Regions from separate parts of the Mus musculus genome. Here region 1 is linked to region 2. The links are chromatin contacts, found by POLR2A ChIA-PET in ENCODE. All regions are on one chromosome and are shown on one strand. Each heading gives the region's core, a stretch centred on a gene start or an enhancer-like site at or near the end of the contact. The rest is flanking DNA. Distances are from core to core; before and after follow the strand shown. Region 1 holds the start of Ccnk (cyclin K). Region 2 holds the start of Evl (Ena-vasodilator stimulated phosphoprotein).

Evidence for each region. ChIA-PET counts read pairs that join two places held with the same protein, here RNA polymerase II (POLR2A).
Region 1: POLR2A ChIA-PET joins it to region 2 with 10 read pairs in embryonic stem cell. The contact joins the promoter of Ccnk here to the promoter of Evl in region 2. POLR2A ChIA-PET finds 5 or more read pairs at or near these places in 2 of 5 experiments (Patski and embryonic stem cell).

The regions. Positions count from the first base shown.
Region 1 is chr12:108,177,448-108,182,537 of GRCm38, reverse strand. It overlaps Ccnk (cyclin K), which reads right to left and starts at 2,800. Exons shown (of 12, transcript NM_009832.2): 1 at 2,658-2,800; 2 at 330-361. It overlaps Setd3 (SET domain containing 3), which reads left to right and starts at 3,254. Exons shown (of 13, transcript NM_028262.3): 1 at 3,254-3,385.
Region 2 is chr12:108,552,716-108,557,918 of GRCm38, reverse strand. Evl (Ena-vasodilator stimulated phosphoprotein) reads right to left here and starts at 3,199. Exons shown (of 13, transcript NM_007965.3): 1 at 2,706-3,199. The coding sequence starts at 2,710. It overlaps Gm16596 (predicted gene, 16596), which reads left to right and starts at 2,301. Exons shown (of 3, transcript NR_045753.1): 1 at 2,301-2,540.

The DNA.
Region 1 (5,090 bases), core at 1,551-4,050, 370 kb after region 2:
GTTTTGTTTGCCTGTATGTCTGTGTACCATGTGCATGCCTGGTACCCTTGGAGGCCACAAGTGGGTGTCAGATCTGCAGCAATTAGAGTTACAGACATTTGTGAGCCACCATATGGGTGCTAAGAATTGAATATGGGTCCTCTGAAGAGCAGCCACTGAGCCATCTCTCCAGCTCCCAGTATACAGTCTTAGCCATCTCTCCAGCTCCCAGTATACAGTCTTAGTTTTTGACGCATTATTCTAACAGAAAGAACCATGGTTCTTAGATACGTTTTCTCTGATTCAAATATCAATCAGAATAAGGACAAGACTACAACCACATAGCTTACCTCTGAAGATCTTTCTTCAGGCCAACATCAACCTGCCAATCAACAAGGCTAGGTTAGTAATATGAACAAAAATCAAGTGAACTGCATCCTATCTAGGACACATATACGGCTTGAAATCTAAATGTCCTTATGTTCAGCATCCCTCTATTTATAGTGGAATAAACTCTGGTGTATGCACATATGAGGCTGTGGTCTCTTGCGTGGCATACACAGAGGCCAGAGGACGCCATAAGCACATCTTCCTCAAGCTTACTTTTTGAGATAGGGTTTCTCACGGAACCTGGAGAAAGGTCAGCAGGGTAGGCTGGGCGGCCAGTGATGCAATAGGATCCTCCTGCCTTGTAGCACTGCAGTTAGAGGTGCGCCATGAGGTCCAGCTATTTATATGGGTGCTAGGGATCTCAACTCTGGTCTTTGTGCTTGTATAAAAAATGCTTTATCCACAGAGCTGTCTCTCCAGTCCTGTTTTTTTATATGTATTTTTAGAAAGATTTTTTTTCATTTATATGTGCCTATGTAAATCACATGTATATAGGTGCCAGTAGTGAGGAGTGGATTATCTGTGGCTGGGATTACGGGTTTTCAGAAACTGCCTGTCATGTGTGTTCAGGAACAAAACTCATGTGCACTGAAAGAACAGCAAGTACTCTTAGCTACCAAGCCATCTCTCCAGCCCTGGTTCTACCCTTTATCAACAAGAATGCAATCTGTATCACTTAGCTTTTTTCTATCAGAAGTTGGATCATTAATCAGTTCTTACATCAAAGAGATAGCTGATCTATACTTTAAGAAGATTCTAGACAGGGATTGGCCTCTATCACAGTCCTCCATCGTTAACTGTATTTGTAGTACTTCTCAAAAGCTCTCAACAGTTACGTGACATTGAAATTACTCTGCAACATAAATGCTATGTAATGTATCTGCTCTTAAGAATACGAATTAGACTTAACCTAACTAGCTATTGTTTAAGAAATTCCTACAAAAAAAGGAAACACCTAAAACCAATTTTATTTATCGTGGGCAATTTTTGACTTGCCATCGATTATTTAGCAAACAGATTTTGACAACACTAACAGCTTCTCTCTCTCTCTCTTGGTTTCTGGGACACTGCTTCTCTATGTAGCCTCGGCTGTTCTGGAACTTGATCTGTATACCAGGATGGCCTTCAATTCAGACAGATCTGCATGCCCCTGACCCCAAGTGTTCTAATTAAAGATGTGAGCCACCACTACCACCCAACTGACACTAACAATTTTAATCAAAATGTTTATCAACATTACTATTTCTCAACTATTATCATTCATTCAGCAATAGTTTACTAAGTGCCATATAATGTTCTAGGTATTGAGGCTTGAAATCACTACACTTTCATGGAATCACTCATAAAAAAAAAGTTAAAGACACCCACAACTGCAAAATGCTGGCCAATTATTCTTTAAACAACATATATCAAGATACCACCTGTGTGAGGTTTGTCTTTAAAACCTAAAAGGCCAGTCTTTAGCTAAGACTCATGGCACATGACTTTTTAATTTTAAGTCCAGCATTCTGGAGGCAGAGGCAGGAAGATATCTTTGCGCTGGAGGCCAGCCTAGTTTACAGAGAGAGCTACACACCAGCCAGGGTTACGTAGGAAGACAGCCAGTCTGTGATAACTGATTTTAAACACTGAGTGACTTATGGAAAGCTGTGTTTTATTGGTAGTCCAAAGTTAAGAACACCACCAAGAATACATTAGGCAGGTTAAACTGCTTAAACGTTTTCAGATTAACATATACATGTTATTTCTCAACTTAATAAAGATCAGTTCCCCTAACACCGAGGCAAACAAGCACTCAGGAGAGGATGACGTCTGGGTAAGAACGAGTCTTATCGAGGAAGTCCCTTTTCATTCCTGGTCCTACCTGAGTTCCGTGGTTCAAGAGTCACGGAACACTTTCCAAAGCCTCAATCCTACTTAACAGAGGGATCCACAAGCCGTGGGTGACCGGGTCGGTCTGAGGCAGGGTCTGTGCGTGTAAGCCCCGCCACCCTTTTATTCCTCGGCTAGGAATCCCCCAAACCGCAACCACTTTCCTCTGCGAGGTCAGCTTCCAGTTCCAGGCATTAGCGGCGCACCCCAGAGGACCCGACCCTGTCCCGAAGCTCCCTCGCCGCCAACCCCGCGTCGCCTGCTAATTTCAACGTGCATCAGGGATTCCAAGGAGGGCGGTGGAATCCGGGAAGCCGGACTCTTCCGTAGAACCCAGGCAGCTGGAAAATACCCTCCTCGGACCACCAGGAGCGCAGACGGTGGGCGGCGCTGCCCGCGGCCAGCTAGATACTCACCCCTCGCCTCAGGCAAAACCCTCAGCGACGTCTCTCCTTCCTGACAGCAGCCATCTTGGAGGTGGAATGTCGGGGAACTACGTCATTTCCCTGCGTCTCGGGACGTTAAGAAGCGGCCGGAGGGGGCGGCGAAAGTCAGGTGCCTGTCAACCAATTAGAAGAAAGTAAAGCTAAAAAAAAGAAAAAAAGTAACAAGTCAACAGTCGCCGCTCCGCCTACCCTGCGGCCTTGTGGACTGCGGCCCGTAGGGGGAGGGGAAACACTCGCACACACCCTCCCATCGCCCCACCCCCTTGGCGAAAGGGAGTTCGGGAGCAACCGAACCTGTTAACGGAACTTCGGCCCGGAGGCGGAGCCAGGGCTCCCGTCGTTCAATCACAGCGCGAGATCTAACCAATCGAGTCTTCGGATACGGCTCCGCCCCGGTTGCTGATGTCCAATGGCTGATCAGCACCCTGGCTGGCGGGCGGATGGGCGGCGGGGCGGAGCCGCGCCGAGGCGTGTTAGGTGCGGGCCAATGAACGGCGGCGGCGGCCCGTGGGCGGGGCCCAGGGGCGGGCGGAGCCGGGTTGGGCCTAGGCGGCGGGGCTGTCTCTGGCTGCCGTCCAGCCCCTCCCGTCCGGCCGCCGCCGCCACCGCCGCCGCCGCCGCCTGGGGGTTGGTTGAGGCGGACGGTGGGGTCCCGGCCGGAGTGTGGCGCCGCCGCTGCGCGAAGACGAAGCGGGCAGGTGAGTGCGGACGGCAAGCACCCGCGTGCGGCCCGCGGGCTGAGGGGACGGGGTTCCACCGCTCCTTAAGGAGGTGAGGCCGAGCGTGCGGACTCCGAGGTCCGGTGCTCGGCCGCGACCGAGTTCTCAGGGCCTGGGAGGCTGTGGGCTCCGAGGCCCGGCAGGCCCGGTCCCTGAGGGGACTGGCGAGCGTCTGCAGCTTCCCTCTTCCACCGGGACGGGGGCAGGCGGCAGGTTCAGGGCGCGGCCTGGGCGCGGCCTGGGCGCCGCCCTCGGGTACGGCCGGGGCCCGGAGTGCGCGCGGGGCGCTGGGACTGCGTGCGGCGGGCTGCAGCCTTGGTTTCCTTCCTCCGGTGGCAGGCGCACGCGGCTTGGGGCCGAGGCCCCTCTGCAGCTCTCTGTTGCCCACGGGGAGCCCGGCCCCCGCGCCTTGTCCTCCACTGCCCGCTCGCAAAGGCGGGCGTAGAAAATAGGTCAGGTTTCTTCCCACGCGCCCCTGGCCGAGGTCCACACGCGACGAGCGCGCTGCGAGAGAGAAGCGGTCCGTGCTCTCGGAGTTTGCCATTCCGATTTTCAACTCTTCCTTCTTGCGGCTGCAGCCTGGGCATGCGACTCTGCCTCTTCTCCCCGCCTGCCACTCTTGGAGAAGGAGCTGATTAGTGACGTGCGCCACTGGCTGCCGAGGGGCCTCACCCCCTCCGCGTCGTGTCGGGAGAGGACGTTGGTGCGTTTCTGGAGGGGTGCACGCGTAAAGATGACTCGGGACATGCTGTAATCCATTTCTAAACGAAAACGGTGTTGTTACCGAAGTAAACACATTTGAACAGGATGTTGACAGCCATCTTGCCTTTGCAGACCCTTAGAAGATTGAGGTTTTACTGATAGATGTAACAGAACTGCATCCAGGAAGGCTGAGGCAGGGAATCCGGAGTTTCAGGCCTGCCAGAGCTACATAGGGAGACCCTTTCAAAAAACACACAAAAACTAAAACCAGACTTGGACACTGAAAGTGTGGGTTTTTCATATGTGATACTGTTCCCATTTCCCTTTCAAAGGCGATGCTGAGGGTGTTTTTAAAATGAGTTTTAAACAGTGATAGTCTTGGGGAGTTTTAAGTGAACGCACCCTTAAAATACAGCAGTATAAAAGGACATTTCCTCCCCAAGTTAAAAAGTTTGTCTAGACTCACTGGAACCTACAGTGTGTATGTAGGCTCCTACCTGTAGAGGCTCACTTTATAGATGGGTCTCTGGGGCGCCATGATTGATATTTTGGTGGAATTCCAGCCATTTGGGAAGGAGTTTTTCTAGGGCTTAAGAAAACAGTTTGCAAAACCAAGTTCTGAAAAGCTACAGAAAAAAAGAACATCTTACTGGGACTCTAAACAACCTTGGTCTTTATTGCCCCTACCTTCTTTTTACCGTGCGTTCCTTTCTCTTTTGAGATATTACTAATATCTGGATATGCAACTCTAGTTCCCTTGGAGGGAAGTAGTTGCTATTTCTCCCTCCTTTTTCACTGTGCAAACATCTCAGTGGAGCTATGCTGGACTTGAAGATCCAAACATTGTGCTGATGTGGGTTCTAGCAATGAGGGTTTCTGTTCCTTTTCTGTTTATAAATGTCCAGTAAAATTCTCACTGAAATGCTGTTAGCTGGGCCTTGTGGCATAGCTAACATTAGCCCTTGCTACTCAGGGGCCTGAG
Region 2 (5,203 bases), core at 1,950-4,449:
ATAAATAACTTCAGGCCTAGAGCAAGTGTAAGAGAAAACGGATAAAGGCAGGCCCTACAGCTGGTGTGGGGAAAGCTAATGAAACATACGCAGCCATAGATTCAAGAAGCCATATGACCAGCACTCTGGAGGCAGAGACAGATAGATCTCTCTGAGTTTGAGCCAGAGGGGAGGGGAGGGGAGAGGGAGGAGGAGGAGGAGGAGGAGGAGGAGGAGGAGGAGGAGGAGGAGGAGGAGGAGGAGGAGGAGGAAAAAGGCATAGGAACCCAACTATAAAGATAAAAACACACAAGAGCCTGATATTGAGCAGGGTTGTACACTTGTCGTCCCAGCACAGCCAAGGAGTTGAAGCCAGCCTGGATTACAGTGTGATCCCCTATCTCAAAATAAAACAATAAACCAAAAACCAAGAACTACTCTCAGAGCATGTGAAACATGTTATATAACATAACAAGTGACTCCTCAACAGGAACAATCAAGTCAGACTACAAGACAGCTTTAAAGACTATTAAGCAAGGGAAGTCCTGAGTTCTGAAACTAATCAATGAAAGGATTCTTTTAAGTGGAGGAGAAAGTTCTAATGGGAATGGTTGTGGAATTCTGTGGATAGACTAAACACCAATGAATTGCATGCTTTCATGGACGCTTTGTGCTATGAGTTTCATCTCAATGAAATTATTTATAAACCAGAAGAAGGTGAAGGATAAACATTTTCAAACAAAGCCTAACAATCTGTGCCAGCAGAATTTTTTAATACTAAAGGGACCGGGCCGGCAGTGTACACTCATAATCTCAACAGACAGGAAGATGGTGAGTTCCAGGTCAGCCTGAGACCCTGCTCAAAAACAACAAAAACACAGACAGAGGAGATGGTGCTGAGGATCAATTGCTTGCCATGCGAGCTTGAAGGTCTATCCTCATAACCCATATAAAAGTGGGTGGGTGTGGCAGCCTCCCTACAATTCTGTTAGGCGGAGACAGGACCACAGATCGTTAGTGGCCAGCTGTGGGTTCACCCGAGAGACCCTGCCTCAGTGAAGAAATTGAAGAGCAACTCCCAATGCCACCCCCAGGCTTGGGTGTCCCCACACACACACAATGTATGCACACATGCATGCATACACATAAAAGATACAAAAAACAAACAGACAAAAGCTTCGGAATTCAACCAGTGGATGCATACAAGACCCTTGGTCTGATATACCCAACACTGCAATAGGCAGAAAGACAAACACTAAAAGATGTTCTCCAGACAGACAGAAATGACCCCACATGGAAGACTGGAAGGTGACAAAGGTGGCATTGCAGTTGATGGAAACGGTGATCTTGGTAAACAGCGAGGAATAAATCATGCTAGGAGAAAGTAAAACATGAATTCTGTTTCCACATTACACAGAAACCAACTCCAGGTAGACAGCATCATTTCATATGAAAAGCAAAATACTAGCATTTCTTCAAAATGTTAACAAGCTATCTTCTTCACTTAAAAATAGGAAACTCTACTAATTAAGAAGAAGCTAAACTGGACAATACTTAAACAGACACTTTATTTAAAAAACAAAAAACAAAAAAACCACCAAACACACACAAATGGACAATCAGTCGCTTTAGTCAACCAGAAACTGCAAATTAAAACCCTGATGGAATGTCACTTCACACTCACCATAATGGCTAAAATTTCACACAGACAATACCAAGAGGTGTCAGGAATTTTTAAACAAGGGCTAGTAAATGCTTGCTGGTATAAAGTGATAACATGATTTTGGGGATTTAGTTCTATCAACTACGACAAAAGATGTACATGTTTTTTATGTAAAAAAAACCAAACAAACAAAAAAACGAAACAAAACAAACAGACAAACAAAAAACCCAACTTACTTGTGGGTAGGGAAACTATCTACTCAATAGATATGAATGCTTTAGGAAGTACACCCACCGGCATATTCATTGCAACGTTAATGGGGAAAAGCTACACACAACTCAAAAGTCTACTAACAGTAGAATGGATACAGTGTGTACTATCTATACTATGCAGGACAGTAAGTAGATAATAGAAACACTATGGACGAACTTCAGAAATATCTTTGATGAAAGTAGGCAGACACAAAAATTACAACAGTGCATTATTTGATTTAAACAGTTCACAGAACAGGTGAACCGAATCTACAATTGGACGCTACGGTGTTTAAGAAAGATGTGCCTAGAAGATAAAATTGCACAGAAAAAAAGAAAAAGAAAGAGAGAAAGAAAACCCGGCATACGCTGCCCCGCGCCCCACCCCACCCCAGAAAGCAGGCTAAGGTTAGTCTGGAAAGGAAGGCTGGGTGCAGCAAATGAAGAGGGCACGCGGGTTTCTGGGTGTTGACAAGGTTCTAGCTGAGTGGCACATCAAAAGCCGTACCTTTTGGGGTTGCACACTCTGAGGGTTGGCAAGAGAAAGGGGACAGGTCAGAAGAGAAAGGTGAAGAGGAGAGCGCCCTAATGGAGAAGAGCTCCGTGCGGATGGCAAAGTGTGGACCGCCGGCGCGGCGCGCGCAGCGGTAAGGCACCGCAAGGCGGGCGCGGCCTCCCGCGGACCCCGCGGCCTGAGCGTCTTCTGGTGCTTGGGCCGCCGGCTGGGGGCTCTGGGGCCGCTTCGATGCCCGGGCACCCCACCCTCCACGCCGGGCGCTCCAGGCCTCGCTGCGCTCGAGGCCCCGACTCACCTCATCGTGGCTGCCGGGCGGGCACGGGGCCGGGGATGAAAGCGCGGCGCGACGGGACGCTAGCGGGGCAGCCGACCCCGGGCGCGGCGGCTCCGCGTCTGGCTGGGCTGCAGGCGGCGGCGGGGGCTCATCTTCTCCGGCGGGCGTCCGGGCCGCTAGCTGCGAGGCAGCGCGGCCGCGGCGGCGGCGGCGGTGGCGACTGACAGCTGGGCCCCGGCCCCTGCCATCTTGGCGGGCGCGCGTGCCCGGGCCGGCGCGTGCGCGTCCCGACCGCCCGCCGACGGGCCGGGGGAGGGGGCGAGCGGCGGGGTCTCGCGGGCGGGAGCGAGCGCGCGCGTCCGCCTGAGACTCGGGGCGGCGGCCGGAGGATGGGGTCCGGGGTGCGGGGTGCACGCGGGGCGGAGGACCCCTCCGCCCGCCGAGGAGACTGCGCGCGCCGACGCCCCTCGGTCGGCGGCCGCGGAGGGAATGAGCGCGCGCCGCAGCGAAGCTCCACACAAAAGGCGCGGGGCTCCGTGGTCCGCGCCTCTAAGAGGGCGGGGCGTGAGGGGCGGGGCAGGGGTGTGGCCCAGGTTCAGAGGGGCGGGGCGAAGCTTTGTGGAAAGGGTGGCTGGGCAACCGGGCCTGGGGGCAAGACGGGGGGCGTGGCCTAAGGTCCCAAAGGAGATACTGTAGCTTAGAGGAATGGGGTTAACTTAGTGAATTCCAGGGTCTTGTCTGCGAGAGAAAGACCGGGGCGACCTTAACGGGAAAGCTTAGGGATCTTAGGTCTAGGAGAGGCCTGGAGGATGGGGTTAGTAGGGAGAGACAAAGCGGAGCTCCGCGGAAAGGGCTGGAGGGTGGTGGGCCTGGGGCCGGGGTTTGGGGCGTTGACCTGGAGCTAGGCGAGCAGAGTCGGGCAGAGACCCCACAGAATCCCTGGTGGTGGAGGAGTTGTATAGAAAAGGGCAGGTGGAGAGGCTTAGGGCAAAGGGTGTGATTTGTGAGGCAAGGCTGAGCGGGGAGAGTGCCAGGAGGCACGTGGAGCCCTACTGAACCGGCTTTCCAGTGCATTCAGAACAGAGCATTATGGGCTGAAAGTTGCAATTTTTAAACGGATCCCTTGCTCTGCAGTACTGTTAGCAATGCCTGAGGTTATAGTTCTCCTAACCTCATGTGTTCCCTTCTTCCTGGGAACCAGATTGGTCTCTTTGTTACAGAAGAGCCTTGTCACATCCTAAGAGTTATGAAAATACTCAGGCCTCAGGTCACCTGAAGGTATTCCAGGTGTCCCCAGGAGAGTCCGGGTTGGTGCACACTTTTATTCCAGCCAGACATTGTGCTTTTCCACCAATCTCCAGGTGTCTGTCCCTGGGGTCTAACAAGTTGTTGCCATTCTGTAACTTGGAGGGAAGAATTAGTTGGTGGGTTTGCTGTAAAGATAGTGTCCTTCCTCTGCACCCCACACTAGAATCACTGACACTTTTGAGGAGAACCCATTTTCCAAAGCCAAGAACCGGTGGCCTCCAAAAAGAAATCTTTTTGAGGCCACATGTTTCAAAAACTGTTTAACTTTTTGTAACATTTTATATCAGAAGAGTGGGAAACACCAAGTTCTTCTACATCCAAGGAATAAAGCCTTCTTTCTGCTTTGCTCAAGAGAGGTTGGCTTCAAATGGCTAGCTGTTAGGGAAAGGGGAAGGGCGGGTGGGGGTAGGGAGAAATGTGAGCAAGTCCCTTTCAGTCTGTTTCCTACTGACCTTGGTGCCTCAACAGATCCTCAGCAGCCTGTAAGGTGAGCTTCGGGATTCCCACCTACTGGATAAACATGTTTGGCATTAAATGTAGGGCTGGTTTAGACAAAGATCAGCAGCCTCCACAGGGAAGCAGGATACAGCAGAGGATGGGAGTGGTCCCTGTCTGTCTTGGCCCGGCCCTTCTGGCAGCTCACGGAGCCCTCTGATGAAAGAAACAGATTGCAGAGACATCCTTGGGACCAGAGCTGCTGGTTTTAGGAATTCACTGAGTGTGGTGGGGACGATGACGTTCCCTCTCTCACAATGCCTGTCCCCTTATCTATGGAAGTACTTGGCAGCGGTTGGCAGGAATGACTGACAAAGGGTGCTGTGTTCCATTCTGGCAAGAAATAAAAATTACCTTTGATCCATTTTGCTCTCACAACTTGAGGTTAGCCTGGGGTTCCTGTATTGACTCACAGATTGAGCTCTTCAGCTTCAGGTGACTCTCCTTAAGATAACGGTGCACAGCTTGAAGAGAGACAGTTTCTACACCACAGCCTTGCAGCCGCCCTTGGGAAGACACCGAGACAGGAGGCATTTGATGGGGTGGGAGGGAACCGTCCCGCAGGCTCTGTGGACCTTAAGAGGCTGAATGAAGCTCACGGCTGTTACAATCCTGCCTGGAGCTAAGCTGAGAGTTTCCACCATTTAAGACGTTATTGCCAGCTACATTCCTTGGGTAGACTGGTCAGAAACTCCGAGGAGCCTTGTCATGGTGTT